Regions from separate parts of the Homo sapiens genome. Here region 1 is linked to region 2. Evidence: read pairs that join two places in POLR2A ChIA-PET (ENCODE). Cell type or tissue: OCI-LY7. All regions are shown on one strand. Each heading gives the region's core, and the rest is flanking DNA. Links, peaks and the distances in the headings are about the cores only.

Region 1 (10,138 bases), core at 1,487-9,486, 86 kb before region 2:
GCCTGGGGGGCTGAGGCAGGAGAATCACTTGAGCCCAGGAGGTTGTGGCACCAGTGAGCCATGTTCGCACCACTGCACCCCAGCCTGGGCGACAAAGTGAGACCCTGTCTCAAAAAGCAAAAAAAAAAAAAAAAAAAAAAAAAAAAATCTGGAGTAGATTCTCAGAGAACAATGTCTTCACTGACTCGCAAACAAGCCAGTCTTTCATACCTTTGTTTATGCTGCTACACTATCTGGAATATCTTGGCCCTACATTTTACTTTACCTGAGTATTACAAAATTTCTTCCTAGAACAATGTTTTTTTCCACTCTCCAAACAACTCTCCCTAATTATTCTAATTAATACTGCTCTTCCTACCTATATAAGGTACCATACGTTTGACCTTAATCTTATTTAAGTTGGTGTACACGGTCTTGTAACATTTATTAACTGTTTTATTACTTCCCAATTTTATTTCCCCCAAAACACAGTAACATCTTTTGTGAAGCTGACATAGGCTTTTTTCAAAGGATTTCTTATACAACAGGTAGAAAGATAGCAGGCAACAATAAGATATGTGTGTGTGTGTGTGTGTGTGTGTGTGTGTGTGTCATATATAAATTTGAATGTATAAGCCTTCAGTCATTCCAACCTAAGACATCTAAAGTAACCTTGAAAAGCAAAATGGGTATACGTTGGCATTAATAAACGATACCACTAGCAATAAGAGAAGATAAAATAATATGGTTGTCATTTGGGTTCTACAGACAGAAAGGACTTAGAATAATGTAAGTGTTCCACCACCGGCCACAAGTAGACCTGGTACCATCTCCTTCACTCTCATAGGCAAGGAATTCTATCACATCATGAAGTCCGCTGCATGACCAGAGTCACGCCAGCTTGGGCAATGAACAGGGATCATGCCTTATACTTTTGTGCATTCTATTACCCAGAGAAAGGTTTTGAACATTCTAAGTACTCCATATTTATGGGGGAAAAAAATCAATGCCTCACAGAAAACTGTAAATGTAAACTGACCATATCTATGGTATACATGAGTCTTCCTCACCCAAGAGGCAGGAAGCAATCTTCCTTTTCTGTTAATAACTGAATAGCCTTTTATTAGGACAGCCACTGTAATTTAGGGCTCTGCATATATTTAAAAAATGTGAAGAAACAGGAGTTGGTATAGAGAATAAAATTTAATTTAATGGGTAGATAATAGATCCACTAAGGATGGATAAAGGGATAAGGCTTATTTAGCTGAAAAAAAATTAAACTGTACAGTATTTATGTAACCAGGAGGCTGTTACCAACTAGAGCCCCTCAACATAACACACAAAAAAGTGTGTATTATATCAGAAAAGTTTGGAAGAGTTGTGTTTGGTTAACTTCGTTTTGTTTTCACATTACTCAAAAAAGAAGAAAAACACCCAGCAGATATTTAAAAGAAAACATTTGTGGTCACTAGAAATAAAAAATACACAAATATTAACAATGAGATGGTTTAATTTTCCTTGTTACAATAGCAAAAGTAAAAATAATACTCCATGCTGGGAAGGACATGGTTAGATTGGCACTTTGAAGTATTATGAGTGTAAATGGCTACAGCCTTTTGAGAAAGTTTCAGGCAGTGCATTCCAAGAAGCTTAGAAACATTAACACCATTTGACTCAGTGATTCCACTTACATGAATCAAATGTAGAAAGGTGTTATGCATAAAGGTGTTCCTCAAAGTCTTACGTGGAACAGTAGAAAAATTGGAAACGACTATGGAAATAATTATCAGCTCTATATTCTTTAATTGCGTCTTGGCCAGAAAATGTAACTGAAGTAAGAGGCTACAAAAGCCTTAACTGACAGTTAGAAGCAAGAACCTTGAAAAGAACATGGGAACTGTACACACAAATGTTTTGAGAAGATAAAACAGTCTGCTAGCCATTCTACCTGGAGAGATAAGTTAAAGGTAACTAAATATTTACATATCAGTTATTATAAAAATTAAAACTTACAGAAACCCATCATAAAGTTGAGTTTCTGTATAAAATTGCTTGCTAAGAAGGGCAAAGTTGTTCCTGTAATTCGGAAAGTTTACAAGGATACTTGCCTTGTCACCTTGACACCATACATATTTGGTAAAGAAAATTTTATCCATTAAGATATTTGTGGTAGAAAACTATTGATTTAAATTCATAGCTATATTTTTCATAGGATAAATGTTACTTATCAACTTTCTGATAACTGACTGTCTGTTTTTGACCACACTGACTTTATTCTGTAACATCACTTATACATAAGTAGCTTGTTGGACAGAAGGTATTATAACACTTTACTTGGCTTTCTTCTCAGAAGCTTGTTAGTAATAAGCCTCCAGATTCTTAAAGATTTCCTTCCATAAATTCAACACGAATTTGACTTTTCTTTGTCACAATTTTCAAAAATTGGGAAATATTTTTTTACAAAAGTGGTACCCCAATAAACTGCAACTAGCGAAAAATAACATCTCTGAGGAACTAAGAATAAGAGAAGACTTATGATTACAGTAGGATACAACACTTTAAACATTCTATTATCTCAAACAACTATATAAAAATGCATAGGAAAGAAGACCGGAAGCAATCTTTTAAAATGTAAATAGTGGCTATTTCTGGGTACTGAGATGTGAGGTGATTTTCATTTTGTTTTTGCACTTCACCTTCTAAAATTTCTAGAATGAACATCCATGTTTTAATGTTCAATAAAAGTAAGATCATAAAAACTTCTATACCCTCAGTAAACGTTTTTCTCCTTGATATTTTTAGCCTGTTGCCCTAAAGTTTGAAAATACATGGCACGCTCTTAAATGTTTACTGAAGCAGGAAACCAATGAACGAACGAGGCCATCAGCACATCAAATTGTGTTCAGTGTTTCCTTTCTTTGTCATATAAATTCTGAATCCATAGTGACACTTTTTACGGGTCTTATTTCTCCTTATCAATTAATTATTCCTTTTAGGGCAAAATTAATTCCAGAATAGCAGTTCACTTGGTTTTGCTAAGATAACAAATTGCCAATAAAATCTACAACTTAACTGATATTCCCTATTTTAATTACTTTGAGGCTTTATCTTCTACTTTCTGGAAAGAACTCCATCTCTCCAGAGTTCCATCTTGCCAGTTTAATAATCCGCCTTAGAAAACCCTCATCTGTATCTTTCCATCTTCTTGAGTGGTATTTGTTTTCCTCCCGAGCAAAATCACTCTCCCTTGCTCTACTGTGCTTCATTCAATGAACAATTATTTTTTCAGAGGCTACCATGCACCAGGCACTGGTGACAAAGATGAGGAAGACAGTTCCTGCTTTAAAGAGGCTCATTACAGGCTCATCTCATTAAATTGCACTTTGCTGTATTGCACTTTGTGAAAATTGCATTGTTTACAAACTGAAGGTTTGTGGCAATCCTGTGTTGAGCATGTCTATGGACATTTTTCCAGCAGCATGTGCTCACTTTGGGTCTGTGTCTCGTTTTGAAAATTCCCTCAATATTTCAAATTTGTCATTATTTTTATATCTATTATGGTGAATCGTGATCAGTAATCGTTGATGTTACTACTGAAATTGTTTTGGGGTGCAACTAACCACACCCACATAAGATGGCAAACTTAATTGATCAACGTCATACGTGTTCTGACTGCTCCACCGACCAGCTGTTCCCCCATCTCTTTCCCTCTCCTCTGGCCTTCCTGTTCTGAGACACAACAATATTAAAATCAGGGTAATTAATAACCCTACAATGGCCTCTAAGTGTTCAAGGGAAGAAAGAGCCATACCTCTGTCACTTTACATCAGAAGCTATTAATGATTGAGCTTAGTGAGGAAAGCATGTTGAAAGATGAGACAGACTGAAAGCTAGGCCTCTCATGCCAAACAGTCAAGTTGTGAATGCAAAGGAAAAGTTAATGAAGGAAATTAAAAGTACTACCCTGCGAGCACACAAATGATAAGAAAGTAAAACAGCCTTATTCCTGATATGGAGAAAGTTTGAGTGCTCTGAATAGAAGATCAAACTAGCCACAACATTTCTTTAAGCCAAAGCCTAATCCAGAGCAAAACCTTAACTCCCTTCAATTCTATGAAGGCTAAAAGAGATGAGGAAGCTGCAGAAGAAAAGTTGGAAGCTAGTAGAGGTTGCTTCAAGAAGCTTAAGGAAACAAGCCATATCCATAACATTAAGGTGCAAGATGAAGCAGCAAGCATTGATGCAGAAGCTGCAGCCAAGTTTTCCAGATGAAGCTAAGGTCATGGATGAAGGTGGCTACAACGAACAACAGATTTTCAACATAGATGAAACAGCCTTCTATTTAAAGGTGATACTATCTAGGACTTTCATAGCTCTAGAGGAGAAATCAATGACTGCCTTCAAAGCTTCAATGGACAGGCTGTATCTCTTAGTAGGGCCTAATGCAGCTGGTGACTAAGTTGAAGCCAATGCTCATCTACCATTCTGAAATCACAGGGCCCTTAAGAATTATGTGAAATCAGGCCGGGCACAGTGGCTCATGCCTGTAATCCCAGCACTTTGGGAGGCTGAGGCGGGCAGATCACGAGGTCAGGAGTTGGAGACCAGCCTGGCCAACATGGTGAAACCCCGTCTCCACTAAAAATACAAAAATTAACCAGGTGTGGTGGCAGACGCCTGTAATCCCAGCTACTCAGGAGGCTGAGGCAGGAGAATTGCTTGAACCCGGGAGGTGGAGGTTGCAGTGAGCCAAGATCGTACCACTGCACTCCAGCCTGGGTGACAGAGCAAGACTCCGTCTTGGAAGGAAAAAAAAAAAAGGAATTATGTGAAATCTACTTTGCCTGTGCTGTATAAATGGAAAAACAAAGCTTGGATGACAGCGTATCTGTTTACGGCATGGTTTACTGAATATTTCAAGCTCACTGTAAGACCTAGTGTTCAAAATAGGTTTCCTTTCAAAATATAACTGCTCACTGACAATGCACCTTGTCACCCAAAAGCTTGGATGGAGATGTACAAAGAGATTCACGTTTTCATGCCCGCTTACACAACATCCATTCTGTAGCCCAAGGATTAAGAAAAAATTGTGACTTTCAACTCTTATTAGTTGAGAAATATTTTGTAAGGCTATAGCTTGACATAGACAGTGATTCCTCTGATGGATCTGGGCAAAGTAAATGGAAAATCTCTGGAAGTCAGGTGTGGTGGCTCACGGCTGTAATCCCAGCACTTTGGGAGGCCGAGGCAGGTGGATCATGAGGTCAGGAGTTTGAGACCAGCCTGGCCAAAATGGTGAAACCCCGTCTCTACTAAAAATACAAAAATTAGCCGGGCGTAGTGGCACACGCCTGTAGTCCCAGCTACTCGGGAAGCTGAGGCAGAAGAATCACTTGAACCCAGGAAGGCAGAGGTTGCAGTGAGCCTAGATCACGCCACTGCACTCCAGCCTGGACAACATAGCAAGACTGTGTCTCAAAAAAAAAAAAAAAAAAAATCTCTGGAAGTGATTCTTGATGCCATTAAGAACATTTGTGATTGATAGGAGGTCGTCAAAATATCAACATTACCAGGAGTTTGGAAGACGTTGATTCCAACCCTCATGGATGACTGTCAGGGGTTCAAGACTTCAGTGGAGGATGTAACTGCAGATGTAGTGGAAACAGGAAGAAAATTGAAATCACAAGTGGGGCGTGAAGATATGGCTGAATTGCTGCAATTTCATGATCAAACTTTAATGGATAGGGAGTTGCTACTTATGGATGAGCAAAGTAAGTGGTTTCATGAGATAGTATCACATTCTACAGAGAAATCTTTCACAAAAGGAAGAGTCAACTGAGTGGCAGTCTTCATTGTTGTCTTATTTTAAGAAATTGCCACAGCCACCCCAACCTTCAGCAACCACCATGCTGTGCAGCCATCAACATCGAGGCAAGACCCTCCACCAGCAAAAGGATCATTACTGGCTGAAGGCTCAGGTGATCGTTAGCTTTTTTAACAATAAAGTATTTTAAATTAAGGTATGTACATTGTTTTTTAAGACATAATGCTGTTGCACACTTACTAGACTACATTATAGAGTAAACATAACTTATATGTACTAGAAAACCAAAACACTTGTGTGACTTACTTTATTGTGATATTTGCTTTACTGAAGTGTTCTGGAACTGAACCTGCAAAATCTCCAAGGTATGTCTGTATTTAGTCTTGAGAGTCATGAGCATAAACACCTGTAAACGTCGCAAGTACTTTCATCAAATGCATGGAAGCTTATCCTTAGTGTTTGGACTTCTCTGCAGATAATTTGTTTTAATTGCTACCTCCTCTCCTTTAAGATCAGTTTCCTTTGAACCCAGGATGTCCTTCTGGTATCTTATCTATGTCACCTCAAACTCCTATGAAAGCTTTTTAGTTTTTTTATGTTTCTTGTTCCCGAAATATCTGCATAGAGGGTTGGTTGCCTTACTGTCCATGGGATCTCCTGTACTTCAATCATTTGCTTGTTGGTTTTTGATACTTTCTCTGCCTTTTCTCTGCTCTGCTGTTTATTACAGTACATTTTCCTGCTCCCTTACCAATTGGCTTCCAAGTAAGTTTGGCCAATAGGAGTCACTGGCAGAAGCCTAGAGGGCAGGCGGAAAGGAGAAGCCGGGCGTACTTCCTTTTTCATTCTACCTCCGGCAATAGGTCTGGCTAACTGTGTCTCCTTCCTGGCTCCAGCTCCCTCGGAGCCCCTCCCTCATTGGTCCCAGCTGGCCAAAGGTTCCAACTCCGCCTTGATGCCCATGACATCTGGGGCTCTGGTGATACCACCTCTTGTCATTGTCCCTCCAGCCCTAGGTATAACAGAAACTTCATGCTGTGTGTGTGGCTTCTCAGCACTTCCATTCTTGAGTAACCAATTTCCCGCATTAAATTCCCTTTGTTTGAAATAACTAGAGGGTTTATGTTTTCTGACCAGGCAGACCCTGATTGATACATCTTCCAAATCAAAAACCTTAGTATAAAAAACCTTCAACATACCATATAAGGCTTTTCACAGTTTTAGCCCTCCTCATCTCTACAGCCATTCTGTGATACCTCCACTACCACAGACTAGTACCACCATCATTTATTAGATATTTATGCTCTTTTTTGAGACAGAGTCTCACTCTGTTGCCCAGGCTGAAGTGCAGTGGTGCGATCTTGGCTCACTGCAACCCGTGCCTCCCAGGTTCAAGCAATTCTCCTGCCTCAGCTTCCCGAGTATCTGGTACTACAGGCAGACGCCACCACTTCTGGCTTTTTTAAATTTTTATTTTAGTAGAGATGGGGTTTCACCGTGTTGCCCAGGCTGGTCTCGAACTCCTGACCTCAGGTGATCCACCTGCCTCGGCCTCCCAAAGTGTAGTCTTTTTTATCCTGAATGATATATTATTTTAGAATTGGGGGAGGGCAAACAACACAGTACAAAATGTATTATTTTAATTTGCATGTCAAATTAAAGTACGTGTATGCTTTCCAAAAGTTAGGATAAATTGTGATCAGGTGATCTTTATCACCTTGGTTAAGAAGTAAAATACTTCAGAAAAATTTAGTGGCTCCTTGAGTGTCAAATGTGAAGACCTAAACCTAGGTGTCTCTCACTATCTGAATTCTTGGTATCTCAATTCAGGAACCCAATAGATTATTAAATAAGGAGAGACACTGGTATATGATAATAATAACTAATAATAATAATGCATATCACTAATAGCAATTATAATTCCTTGAGCAGTTACTACATCAGACATTCTGTTACCTTACATATGTCATTCTAATCCTCACAACACAAGATAAGTCTCATCATAACTATTTAATACATCACATAACTGAGGTTTAAAATTATTAGTGGCTTCCTTTTTGACCACAGAGAACTGGTGACAGAATCAGAATTTAAATCCAGCCTCAAAGTCAATGAACAATTTTGTTGCTGCAAAACATTGCCTCCAAACCTAAACTCATAAAGTGACAATAGGAAAGTCACAGTATAATCAATTAGTTCCCCCACTGAATGCACCCCATAAAGAGTGCATATATCACAGTTTATATTCTAGATAAAAGCAAACCTGTATTTTAAACTTATCACATTATATACATTATATTTAATTATAGGGGGTGCGAGAGACATTAAACTAGGCAGCAGTGGCTCTGCCGCTTAATCTCTGGTTCCTTCCTGTAACACAATGATTTCTATGCTTTGTCTTCTAAAACAATTGCTAAGGAGAGCTACCAAGTGGGAAAGAAAATAGATCCCTCCTCTGCCTGAACTTGACTCAACTGGCAAAACATTAAACCGCATAAATAACATTTTCAGGTGTTCCTGTTTGGTTAATTATCCTCCCCCGACCTGAGTCACTTGATTTGAGTTTACATTTATACTTTCAAAAATTAAGTGCTCTAGAACAGTGCTACTCAAAATATGGTCTTTCACAAGCATAGATATGGACAGTGTGTTAAGTAACTTCTATAGCAATTTGACATTGCCATGACATCCAAATTCATGATCAATGAATTCATCTCATGGAGCAGGGTACAGACGAGGTCAAGTGTTGTTGAACTTGACTGTTGAGTTACATGTGGTGTGAATGCATACTTGTCAGTTTCATTAGCACCACCTAAAAATCTGTGATGTGTAGTATGTTAAAAACCACCACCGCGGCTGGGTGCAGTGGTTCACGCCTGTAATCCCAGCAGTTTGGGAGGCGGAGGCTGGCAGATCATGAGGTCAAGAGATCGAGACCATCCTAGCCAACATGGTGAAACCCCGTCTCTACTAAAAATGCAAAAATTAGCTGGGTGTGGTGGTGCACACCTGTAATCCCAGCTACTCGGGAGGCTGAGGCAGGAAAATCGCTTGAACCCGGGAGGCAGAGTTTGCAGTGAGCTAAAATCGCACCACTGCACTCCAGCCTGGCAACAGAGCAAGACTCTGTCTCAAAAAAACAAAAAAAAAAACCCACCACCAACAAAAACCTGGCCCTTCACCAGTTTGAGAAGCACTGCTCTTCAGTGATAGCTTCTTTTTTTTTTTTTCTAAGACAACGTCTTGCTATATTGCCCAGGCTGGACTCAAATTCCTGGGCTCAAGGGATCCTTCTGCCTCAGCCTCTGGAAGCGCTGGGACTACAGGTGCGTGCCACCATGCCTGGCCTTAAAGTGATAGCCTCTTTACAGACCAAGAAAGTAAAATATAAAAACAATCACTTTCTTACCAAAATTAATGCTTGGTAAAGAAATCTGTATGTAAATATATCAATATAAGCAACATTTGTCTCCGTTATATAAGCTTCTATTTATGAGGGGGTGTAATGACTTTCCTGGAGTTATGCAAGCGATGAACGCTTTGTGGAATAGCAAATTTTGAAACATTCCCACAGAATATCACCAATTCATAAATAAGCTAATGATTCATCCACTATGTCATAAGAGAGACTTTCAGAATATTTTTAGGTCATTTTATTACTACCGTAGAGGGTACAGACTTTAAAAACTATCTATTTTATGTGAGTGCTCTGACTGTTCTGAATCTCTTTCCAGCAAAATTGCAGCTCCCAAGAGACATACAGAGGTAATCAGACTTGTGGGCTTAAAAAAGAAATATTGGAAATGTCTGAATAAGAGCAGACACGTTTTTAGATGCCTTTACTCTGTGTGCAAAAATCATCTTCTGCAGATCCAGCTACATAAAATTGTACATATCCAGCACTTTTCTTCTAGCTGCAGGTGTAACCTTAATGTTCCTCTTATTTAGATCAGTAAACTACAATTTGGCAGCTCTTTTAAAACTGTAAACCAGTCAAAGTCTAAGGAACAATTCTTTTTGAGTTTCCTTCTGAAATAAGCTTGGAGAGATGCAATTCAGAAATATCTATTATGTTCTTCAATTAGAAGCTTTAAATCAAGTTATTTGAACAAGAAAAAATATTATAATATTTAGAACAGTCCATTAAAATGCCATAAATTTTGATTTGGAAGTTACATTTCTATTTTACAAATGGGGAAAGTCAATGGATCCTAATCAAAGTTAAAAGAGCAGATTATTTTTCTTTTTTCTTTTATAAGCTGAATAGTAAAGGAAGAACATTTATAACAGCCTTAATAACAAATTTGAGTAAATCTCCTGTGCTAATTTTGTCAG
Region 2 (10,138 bases), core at 1,027-9,026:
ATGGCAGCAGAAGCCTCTCTTTATTGATATAAGTGTAAAGAGAAAAATCAATTTTCTGCAGGTCAATAGTATTTAGTTGGCATAATTCTCAAAGCAAGTTAGATATACTGCTTGATACAGTAGATTATTTGGGAACATTCCTCTCACACTCTCCTCTTCCCCTGATAGACTGTAAAACTCAGAGTTTAGAAAGGCACTCAGGATGTTGGCTTTCTATTTCAAAGCCCAATCCAGCATCTTGAGAGGGAGCTGGATATAGCAGAAAATGTCCAGAGTACAGATTCAGAAGAACTGGATTTGAGTCCTGACTCCCCTATCACTTCATGATCTTAAGCTAGTCTTTTTCCTGCCTAAGCCTTATTTTCCTTATATTCCAATGGGAATAATGATATCTCCCTCACCAAAATGTTGTCAGGATAAAATGAGGAAATCAATATGAAATTGCTTTGTAAAATGTTAATCACCACACAAATAATGTTTGTAATCACATAGCTATGATGTGTTGTCTGAATGATGGTTAATTGTGGAACCAATTCTTTCTCTCTCACCTGGGCAGCATTTATCTGCAGCCTTGAATCCACTCCTAACTACTGTTAATGTGCCACATGTAGTATAAAGTATGGCAGAGAGAAATGCCTTTGAATAGTATCTAACTGCCTGGGCTTATGGTACTTCTTTCTACATCTCTGTCTTCCTAGACCAATGACATCTATACAACAGATCTTTCATTCTTAGCTAGACCATTTATCCACCATTCATCAGCATGAATGATAAACAGATTAGTCTATATTTTATGCAGTGAAAATCAGAGGCCCATAGACTGATTAGCATTTGGCAATCATGAATAAAGCTGGTATCAACATTTGTGTACAGGTATTTGCATCAGCATAAGTTTGGTTCTTTTCACTGAAATGCAAGTGAAAGGACAAGACCATAAGTACTAGAATCATAGCAGATGCTATGAGAATGGCTGGACTCTTTAAGGAAGGAAGATCGTACAAAGAGAACTGCATGTATACACCACATTTTCATACAATGGAATACCATTCAGCATTAAAAAAAAGAAGGTTCCTACCATTGGTGACAATGTGGATGGGCCTTGCAGACATGCTCAGTGAAATAAGCCAGTCATAGAAGGATAAATGCTGTATGACTCCACTTTTATGAAGTGTCTGAAATAGTCAACCTCATAGAAGCAGTAAATAGAAAAGTGGTTGCCAGAAGACAGGGCAGGGGAAACGAGAAATTGTTATTCAATGAGTATAAAGTTTCACTTATGCAAGATGAGTAAGTTCTAGAGATCTGCTGTACAACATAGTGCCTATAGTTAACAATACTGTGTAGTGCACTTAAAACTTAAGGGGATTAAGAGGGTCCACCTCGGCCGGGCGCGGTGGCTCACCCCTGTAATCCCAGCACTTTGGGAGGCCAAGGTGAGCAGATCACGAGGTCAAGAGATCGAGACCATCCTGGCCGATGTGGTGAAACCCCATCTCTACTAAAAATACAAAAATTAGCTGGGCGAGGTGGCGCGCACCTATAGTCCCAGCTACTCGGGAGGCTGAGGCAGGAGAATCGCTTGAACCTGGGAGGTGGAGGTTGCAGTCAGCTGAGATCGTGCCACTGCACTCCAGCCTGGCGACAGAGCAAGATTCCATCTCAAAAAAAAAAAAAAAAAAAAAAAAAAAAAAGAGGGTCCATCTCATGTTGTGTTCTTGCCATGCACAGACACACACAAAAGCAAAGGGACACAAAACTTTTGTAGGTAATGAATATGTTCGTTATCTTTAGTTTGACTGTGGCAATAGTATCTTGGGTGTATACATATGTCCAAACTTACCAAATTACATATATTAAATATGCATATTTTTGCATATAATTATACCCCAAGAAAGCTATAAAAGTACAAAAAAAAAAAAAGATGAGTACAGTGGAGGAAAACAAAAGGGAATGTACCCTGGCAAATGCCCCCAAATGGCGGTGGCAGTAGAACTGCTGTCAAAGAAAAATAATACAGAAGCTAGAATAAAGTGGGATGAAACACAAGAACAGCCTAGCTGGTGAAGTATAAGCAATTCTTGAGCCTGACAGACTAAGGGTGTAGAAGAAGAAGATGTATTTGATCCCACGATCACTGGTGACCTCAAAAGGGCAATTTCACACTAGTGATCAGAGGCTGAAGGAGGGAGTAGACGGAGGGGAAGCAAGCATTTGAGAAGTTGTGTATAAAAAGAGGAAAACAGAAATGGAAAGGGGCAACATCTGATTGTTGGTCATCCCTCTCTTGTGCTCTGTAACCCAGCCTATTCAGTTCACTTCATTACTGAATTTGCTTAGGGTTTCTTTATAACGTTAAATTATATGCAAAATGTATTTCTATCGTTTTCATTTCCTAAAGTCATAATCAGGATTATAATACAGTATTTAAGCTTTCATGTAGTTATTAGTGTTGAATATATATGTATATATGTGTAATTTTTCCCATTCCAATTTTTTTCTGTATGATTTCTATTTTCTTTTGATGTGACGCATATAGTTCCTGTAGCAAGAGTAAGTTTTCTGTCATTTAAATGAAAGGCCAAGTTAAATTTAACACTTTTCAAAACGTTAAATTAAAATAAGGATAGTGCTTTATATGTCTATATCGTATATCAAAAGTAAAGATTCAATGAAAACTTTAAGATCACTTACTAAACTTTCAAAGATGGGCAGACTTTCCATAAAGATTTCAACAGCAGAGACAGATGGGCTACATTCCAGAGAGGAAGGTCACAAGAGTGATGAATGAGACCTCTAATGTCTGCCATAGCTGTGAAAATCTTTATGGCTAACTAAAATTCCTAACGAATAACAACCTGTAAATATTATATGAGCTGTCAGACAGATAATGCTGAGCTCTGAGACCATTGCACATGGTGAACAGAATACCACACCATGGGATTTGTCAGTAGATTGCCAAGTCATTTAGAGTATCAGGCTCACATTTGATCTGGGAAGTCAAGAGTTCATACTAAAATTCTTGGCAAGGTGACTGAGTTGCAGAGATAAAACTATATCTAATATCCAGTGCTGATGGCTGCACAGTCACACAAAGTCTAATAGCCAAAGTTGGGCGGCATTACTCATGAAAAAAAAAAAGAAAAAAAAGCTGCTTCTAACCGACTTATAGAAAACTTCAAAAACATCACGGTGATTATTAGAAGAGTAAGAAAGCAATCAAGCTTCCTAAGGTCAGATATAGGAAGATAGATACCTACATAAATAGAGCCATGAATAATTTATGCTCAAGGAATTTTCGAGTAAATTCGAACATAATTGGCTGACTGCATTACCAGGGAACTTTCCTCCAGGTAATGGTGGTTACAGTCTTTGGGCCATCTGGGTTAAGTCAGGTTACTAACAAGTCAATGCAATATCGCCAGGTGCCTTTACTGTCTCTGCAGATGTACTTTTAAAAGACGACAGGCAGTCCACACCATTTGCTGAACGCTCTCTGTGTGAAAGGTATTGTATTAGGCACCAGGGAAATTTCAAGGAAAGTAAAATTTGAAACCTGAGACAGTAGGGAGCAACTCAGATATTAAAAACCAAATGATCATAGATGGGATGTACATCCATTAGAAAGCGAGAAGAGTGAGAAAGAACTAGCAATTAACGCAAAAAGAGTATAGGAGAGATTGAATTTGGGGCCCATTTTTCACTCAGTTGTGAAAGAACTAAACATGTATACCTTAGCCATGGCCTCATGGTGAGCGCAGTGTGCTTCCTAGCTCCTTGACCTTGGCTTGCTTGACCATGTGACTTGCTTTAGCAGATATGATGTGAACAGAGGCTTGTCACACTGGCAATCTGCCATGAGAACATGCCCCAGGTTGCTTCTGATCCTTTAGTCTGGGGCTCACAACCCAACACATTTAGAAACCATCTAAACTGAACTCACAGCCTAGAGGCGAACCCAGGCATGCTTCAGTATGAAGTAGAGCTTTCCAGTCAAGTTTTATCCAGATCACCCGAATTACAGTTGACCTGTAGACCCATAAGCATGAGAACAGAAGCTTTATATTCTTGTATAGTAGTTATATTGTGGCATTATTGTGGATACAGCTGACAGAGAGAGGAGTAGAGAGAGAAGGGGAGAGGGGAAACAGTATCATAAAGATTAAAGAATAAAAAATATCCTCCAGCCAAAGTCTCTCCCATTTGTTACTAGCCACTGCCTCTACTAACATGCAAAGATTAATGGGGATTATCATCCTCTTTGGTCTGTGCAGTTGAGACGTGTGGGTTGCTATTCACTGGTGTCTGGAACCCCTTTTCTAAGGCTGATAATCCATAATAGTTACAAGTATGAACTTGAATATGTTAGTAAATTGTTCTAGTCTCAGTTTTCTCTTCTGTGAAATGGAGACAATAACAGTCCTTATTTTAAAGGTTGGTGTGAGGATTAAACGGGTTAATCTATGCAAAATGCTTCCTCTGTGTTAAGAGCACAGAGCGCTCGATACTTTTTAAAAATTCCAACTCCTACGTTTATAATTATTTTCATCATTAATGTAGCTAGTTATCAGGATATTTATCTCATTCACGAACTTACTGCCAATGTGAGGAATCCCAGGGTAACCAGGAAAGTGACAGAGACTTTCCATGGTTCTAGAGTTAAACTGACTGTTAACCACCAAAGCATGGGACCAGGGAACTAGTTAAGGAAATAATCTTTCTTCCTCTTTTTCTAGCCATTTTCTGACTCTTTAAAAAATGTTACGCGGTTCTCAGAGTAATAAAACATGAACGGAGACAAATCTTCCTCTTGGCATTCTGATGCTGATGTTTACTATGAAAATCAACTGTGTTTTATCATTATATACTATATTAGTATTGCTTCAGAATTCAAAATAAATAGCTAAATATTTTTAGAAATAAATAAAACATTCTTGTTTAATTTCAATTGTTGGTTCTGATTTTTAAACTAAATTTTTACATAACCAAGCTTACTATTTTTTTTCCTATTTAAATTGGTGTGGGTGATTCATGTTAATGGAATTCTCTGACCTGAAGTTATGTGCTGTCTTGTTTAAGACATAAGCCTTGCTGCCCCCGCCTTTTTTTTTTTTTTTTTTTTTTTTTTGCCTGAAGATAACAAGGTTGTCATGAGCTTTTGTGTTGGGTTCCAGGAATAACTGAAGATGCAGTTCAAAACTGAATCTTCCTCTAATAGATGTATCTGCTCCAGATCTCCTGGACCAAGTCTTTTGAATTACTTTCTTTCCCTTGATAGCTGGTCTAGGTCGAATTCTATAACATGAACTCCTTCACTTTTCACCTCCTGAGAATAAATCCCTTCTGTCCCTAACTCACACCATAAATGAGCTCATTTCATTCCATTCCTCTTCGATTTTTTTTTTCCACAGACATTTCCTGCTCAGACTTTTTCTTTCCCTATCAAATTGCCCTCATGTTGACTAATCCTTCAATTATTCTCTCTCGTCTGCCTATTTCTATCTCATTAAAACATTAGTGCTCTCTAAAACCTATATTTATATTCATTATACATACGTAAGAAATCCCTTTTCTGAACAGAAGGGCGGTAAGGAGACTACACACGAAACTGGAAAGGGAGATATTCATCTTTTTTTTTTTTTTTGGATACAGAGTCTTGCTCCGTCACCCAGGCTGGAGCGCAATGGCGCGATCTCGGCTCACTGCAACCTCCGCCTCCTGGGTTCAAGCAATTCTCCTGCCTCAGCCTCCCAAGTAGCTGGGATTACAGGTGCCTGTCACCATGCCCAGCTAACTTTTGTATTTTTCAGTAGAGACGGGGTTTCACCATGTTGGTCAGGCTGGTCTTGAACTCCTGACCTCAGGTGATCCACCCACCTTGGCCTCCCAAAGTGCTGGGATCACAGGCGTGAGCCACCGCGCCCGGCCCGAGATATTCATCTTATCAGAATGGCTAAGTAGAAGGGAGAAACTGATTTTTCATCACTGAATGCATCTTGTGACTCTTGCTAGGTGAGATCAGGGACCAAGCAATTATAAACATTCTTTGCTAAGTTCCTATCAAAAGGAATACCCTCTACTTTGGATTTGCATGTAGCCTCAGGGACAATATGCGTTAATACTCAACTAGATAGAACATCTCCTTTCTCTCACTGTGGAATGGATTCCTCCCTTCCATTCTACTCCCATTGCACCCACTATTTACTACCACTGTAGGAGGTCATTTTTTATAGGTCTGTCTTTTGTGATTGGTATTTAAATGTCCCAAGGCAATAATTCTCTTTTTATCTTCATATTTCAGGTGACTCGTTTTTGTTAATAAATATAGGAATGAATGAATGAATACTACAGGCACAGTAAGTAACAATGCTACAGGCACCATGTCACTTCTTAGCTCAGAATTCTATGACTTCCCTTCTCACAAAGCATATATGCCAAAGGCTTTTAACGATAGCCAACCATAGTTGATAAGACCCTTCCTCGTCTGGCCCTTGGTCACTCACTGACCTCCTATCATTCACCATCTTTCTTCCTTGGCTTCAGTCATACTGGCTTCCTTGCTATTAATATTTCTCAAACCCTCTAAGCATGCTCCATCTTGGATCCTTTACTTTTACTGTTTCCTCCACCTGGAACACTTTGTCCCCCAATATCTGACTGGTGTACTTCCTCACATCTCTACTGAAATGTCACCATTCCTGACCACTCCACTAAAAGGGTCCCCTTCTCCCATCCTCTAGCCCCTTTAGCCTGCTTTATTCTTTGTTTTTAAATCAAACTTATCATGACCTGATTGTCCATCTTCTCTTGTTAAAATGTAAGCTCCACAATAAATAAACTTTGTTTTATTTACTGCCGTTTCCCCAGTTCCTAGATCAGAGTTTGATTTACATTGGTCATTCAACAGACATTTGTTGAGTAACAAAGTGAATCAATTCTTAACTGACTGAAGATAAAGTGAAGTTCATTAACTCTTTCTGGACATTAGACTAAGCACCAGGCTAAGTTCTTTCATTTTATTAGACTGGGAACAATCTTTTAAGTGCCCAGTTATTCATTCAATCAAGGCATATCCTGCATCTAATATGCAAGATGTTGTGTTAGATGCAAAATTATTTTTAATAAAAAAGTAATGCAGGCCCTATGCCCTTAAAGTGCTCACACTCCAACATATTTCCTTTCAAGATCTATGTTACTGACCATCTTACGTTCTAACTCTTGCCTGTCATGGGCATGTATGCTGCTGAGCTTAAGGTTTAAGGTAAGAGATTCATGTAATTTTATGCTGTCCCCAAAGTCCTTACCTATTAATGGAGATCATGAGGTTGGACACCTTAAATAATAATAATCACTACTTATCCTGAACAAAATAATCAACCTCATTATGAAAGCAAGAGTAAATCAAATTACCCAGTGACTGTAATGGGCCTATTATAATACCTTTTTCTTAGATGCTTCTAAATGCCTGTCAATTTCATTGCCCCCTCACAGATTGGCTTCCTCCAGGAAGCCAACTCTAAGGCAATGATTAGAGAGCAGGATAGACAACTGTGGAAGGGAAGTGAAAGAAACAGGAATAGAAATAGGGAGAAGTCAAGGTGAATGCAGACCCAGTGACAGTCTCATTCAACCCCATGGGAGCTCTTGAGCTAGAATGTTAATGTTCTCCTGAGTTGGGCCAAAATGGCCAGGTCATTATTCCCCTACACTGATCAGGAAGAGCTGCCCCTGTAAGGGGTATGATCTTGGGTGAGGCAGCTGATGCAATTCCTGAAGATTGTCTGCTGAGGACACTCCCTTTCATCGAGAGACTAAAGGGTCCCTAAGGATGCAGAAAAGCAACTTCAAATAATTCCTCAGGCATAGGTCACTGTATTTAGTGTTCCACATGACTTTCATTACCACAAATTGTGCAGGCATTGGTATAAAGGAGTGATTCTCAACTAGGGGCAATTTCACCCAACAGGGGACATCAGACAGACAATGTCTGGAGACATTTTTGGTTGTCACAGCTAAGGGAGGGGAGTGCTACTGGCATGTAGTGAGTAGAGGCCAGAGATAATGCACAGGACAGCCCCCAATAATTTTTGCCCACAGAGGTGTGATCCCACCATTTCTGTTGCGCAAAGCTTTGTATTCTAGGACAGATGACAAAATGCTACCCCAGGCCAAACTCACAAATGCCTTCATTTTCTGAGTAGTGTAAAAATACACTTTTCAGAGCCAGCATTCCACTAATTATCTGGCCCCAAATGCCAATAGTGCCCAGGTCAAGAAAGCCTAGTTTACAGTCTGGCCTGTGGCCTGTGAGATGGCATTACCCTTAGATGGATAATAAATAACTAATCCAATCAGATGCTTTGTCTTGGAGAGCTTGAATGTAATACACAGAGATAAACAGAGATGACAGATGGGTGGGGAAGTTTAAAAAGTCGGATAACAAAGGAAGAAAATGGAAGTCATAAGAAAGTAGAAACTATAAGTAGAAGGTGTTAGGTGGAGAGAAGAGAGAAGATATGATACTGTAATAGTCTGAAGTCTATGGCAGCAAATGCATATACAGAAAGAAGCAAACATGTTTCGTGGTGTCTGTTGTTCCATGTTATTCTTTTCTTTCTTTCTTTTTTTTTTTTTTTGAGATGGAGTCTCGCCCTGTTGCCTAGGCTGGTGTGCAATGGTGTGATCTTGGCTCACTGCAACCTCCGTCTCCTGGGTTCAAGCGATTCTCCTGCCTCAGCCTCCTGAGTAGCTGGGATTACAGGTGTGCGCCACCATGCCTGGCTAATTTTTTGTGTCTTTAGTAGAGACAGGGTTTCACCATGTTGGCCAGGTTGGTCTCCAACTCCTGACCTCGTGATCCGCCCGCCTCAGCCTCCCAAAGTGCTGGGATTATAGGTGTGAGCCACCGCGCCCGGCCCATGTTATTCTTCATGCCTCTCTGTATCCTGAAAATGTTCCTTATCACCTAAGCCTATCCCTGTCCCTTACAGCCTTAAGGAGACATAGCACATAACAGAGCAGTACCTGCAGTCGCCTGAAATCAAGATGATTTTTACTGCAGATATCTGAAAGTCTATTTAAAAATCTAGAATGGTTTTTAAACCAGGAACAGTTTATGTAAGTCTACTAAAGAACAAAATGCCTTTTGTCCTCACTTCAAAGTTCTCACCAGAAAGTACTTTGTAATCCCAAACTGGTTGTGTTCTGAAAATGGAAAACATCCAAATGGAAAAACGAAAGTAATGATTCTTGCCCACAGGGATGTGATCCCACTATTTCTGTTGTGCAAAGCTTTGTATTTTGGACAGATGACAAAATGCTACCCCAGGCCAAATTCACAAATGCCTTCATTTTCTGGGTAGTGTAAAAATACACCCTTCAGAGCCAGCATTCCACCAAAATAGTGCCCATGTTATAAAACTGATTCAGAACTCTGGTGCTGGTCTCTTGGCCCTAGCTCCTCATGAGGCCCAGAAGAATCTGTCACAATGAGGAAGATGAAATAAGAAAGAAACAGACATTTGTCTCATCTCTTCCATGCCACCGGGCTAATTTCCATGTAAGTCCGTGACGAAGGAGTGGTGGTTAGTGATCCAGCTAAATGCGCCCATTCAGCTCTAAAGCCAGATTATGCATGGGGTATGATAGCAGCTTCATAAAGTCTAGGAGAGGTTAATACTATTGTTGTTCCACTCAGATCCCTTTTACTGAGCTGGTTCACCCAGCCGCAGTTGTTGTGAGTGTTGGTTGCTAAGGCCTCATTGGTCCTTTCACCAGAAATCCTCCCTTGGCCAAATGGGAACTGCTTTGCTATCTCCTACTCCCCAGAAATCCACAGCCAATGACTAATTCACACGGGAAAATAAAAGCCCAGCCCTGGCTGGGCGCGGTGGCTCACGCCTGTAATCCCAGCACTTTTGGAGACCGAGGCAGGCGGATCAGGAGATCAGGAGTTCGAGACCAGCCTGGCCAACCTAGTGAAACCCCGTCTCTAGTAAAAATACAAAAAAAAAAAAAAAAAAAAAAATCCAGGCGCGGTAGTCCCAGCTACTCGGGAGGCTGAGGCAGGAGAATAGCTTGAACCTGGGAGGCGGAGGTTGCAGTGAGCCAAGATCACGCCATTGCACTCCAGTTTGGGTGA

The links. Peaks named below come from ENCODE experiments on the same cell type or tissue, not always from the same donor. Only the 100,000 strongest peaks of a DNase experiment are listed, where the experiment ranks them.
Region 1: POLR2A ChIA-PET joins it to region 2 with 7 read pairs; 3 of 35 experiments call an interaction of 5 or more read pairs at or near these places.

The regions. Positions count from the first base shown.
Region 1 is chrX:31,242,145-31,252,282 of GRCh38, forward strand. All of the region lies in intron 63 of DMD (dystrophin), which reads right to left. Among named protein-coding and RNA genes, the nearest start is that of FTHL17, 180 kb to the left of the region's middle. In OCI-LY7, for the core only: no CTCF peak of the experiment used is centred there; no DNase peak of the experiment used is centred there; H3K4me3 peaks cover 1,373 bases; H3K27ac peaks cover 2,633 bases.
Region 2 is chrX:31,328,309-31,338,446 of GRCh38, forward strand. The region is part of intron 61 of DMD (dystrophin); the gene reads right to left. Among named protein-coding and RNA genes, the nearest start is that of FTHL17, 260 kb to the left of the region's middle. In OCI-LY7, for the core only: no CTCF peak of the experiment used is centred there; no DNase peak of the experiment used is centred there.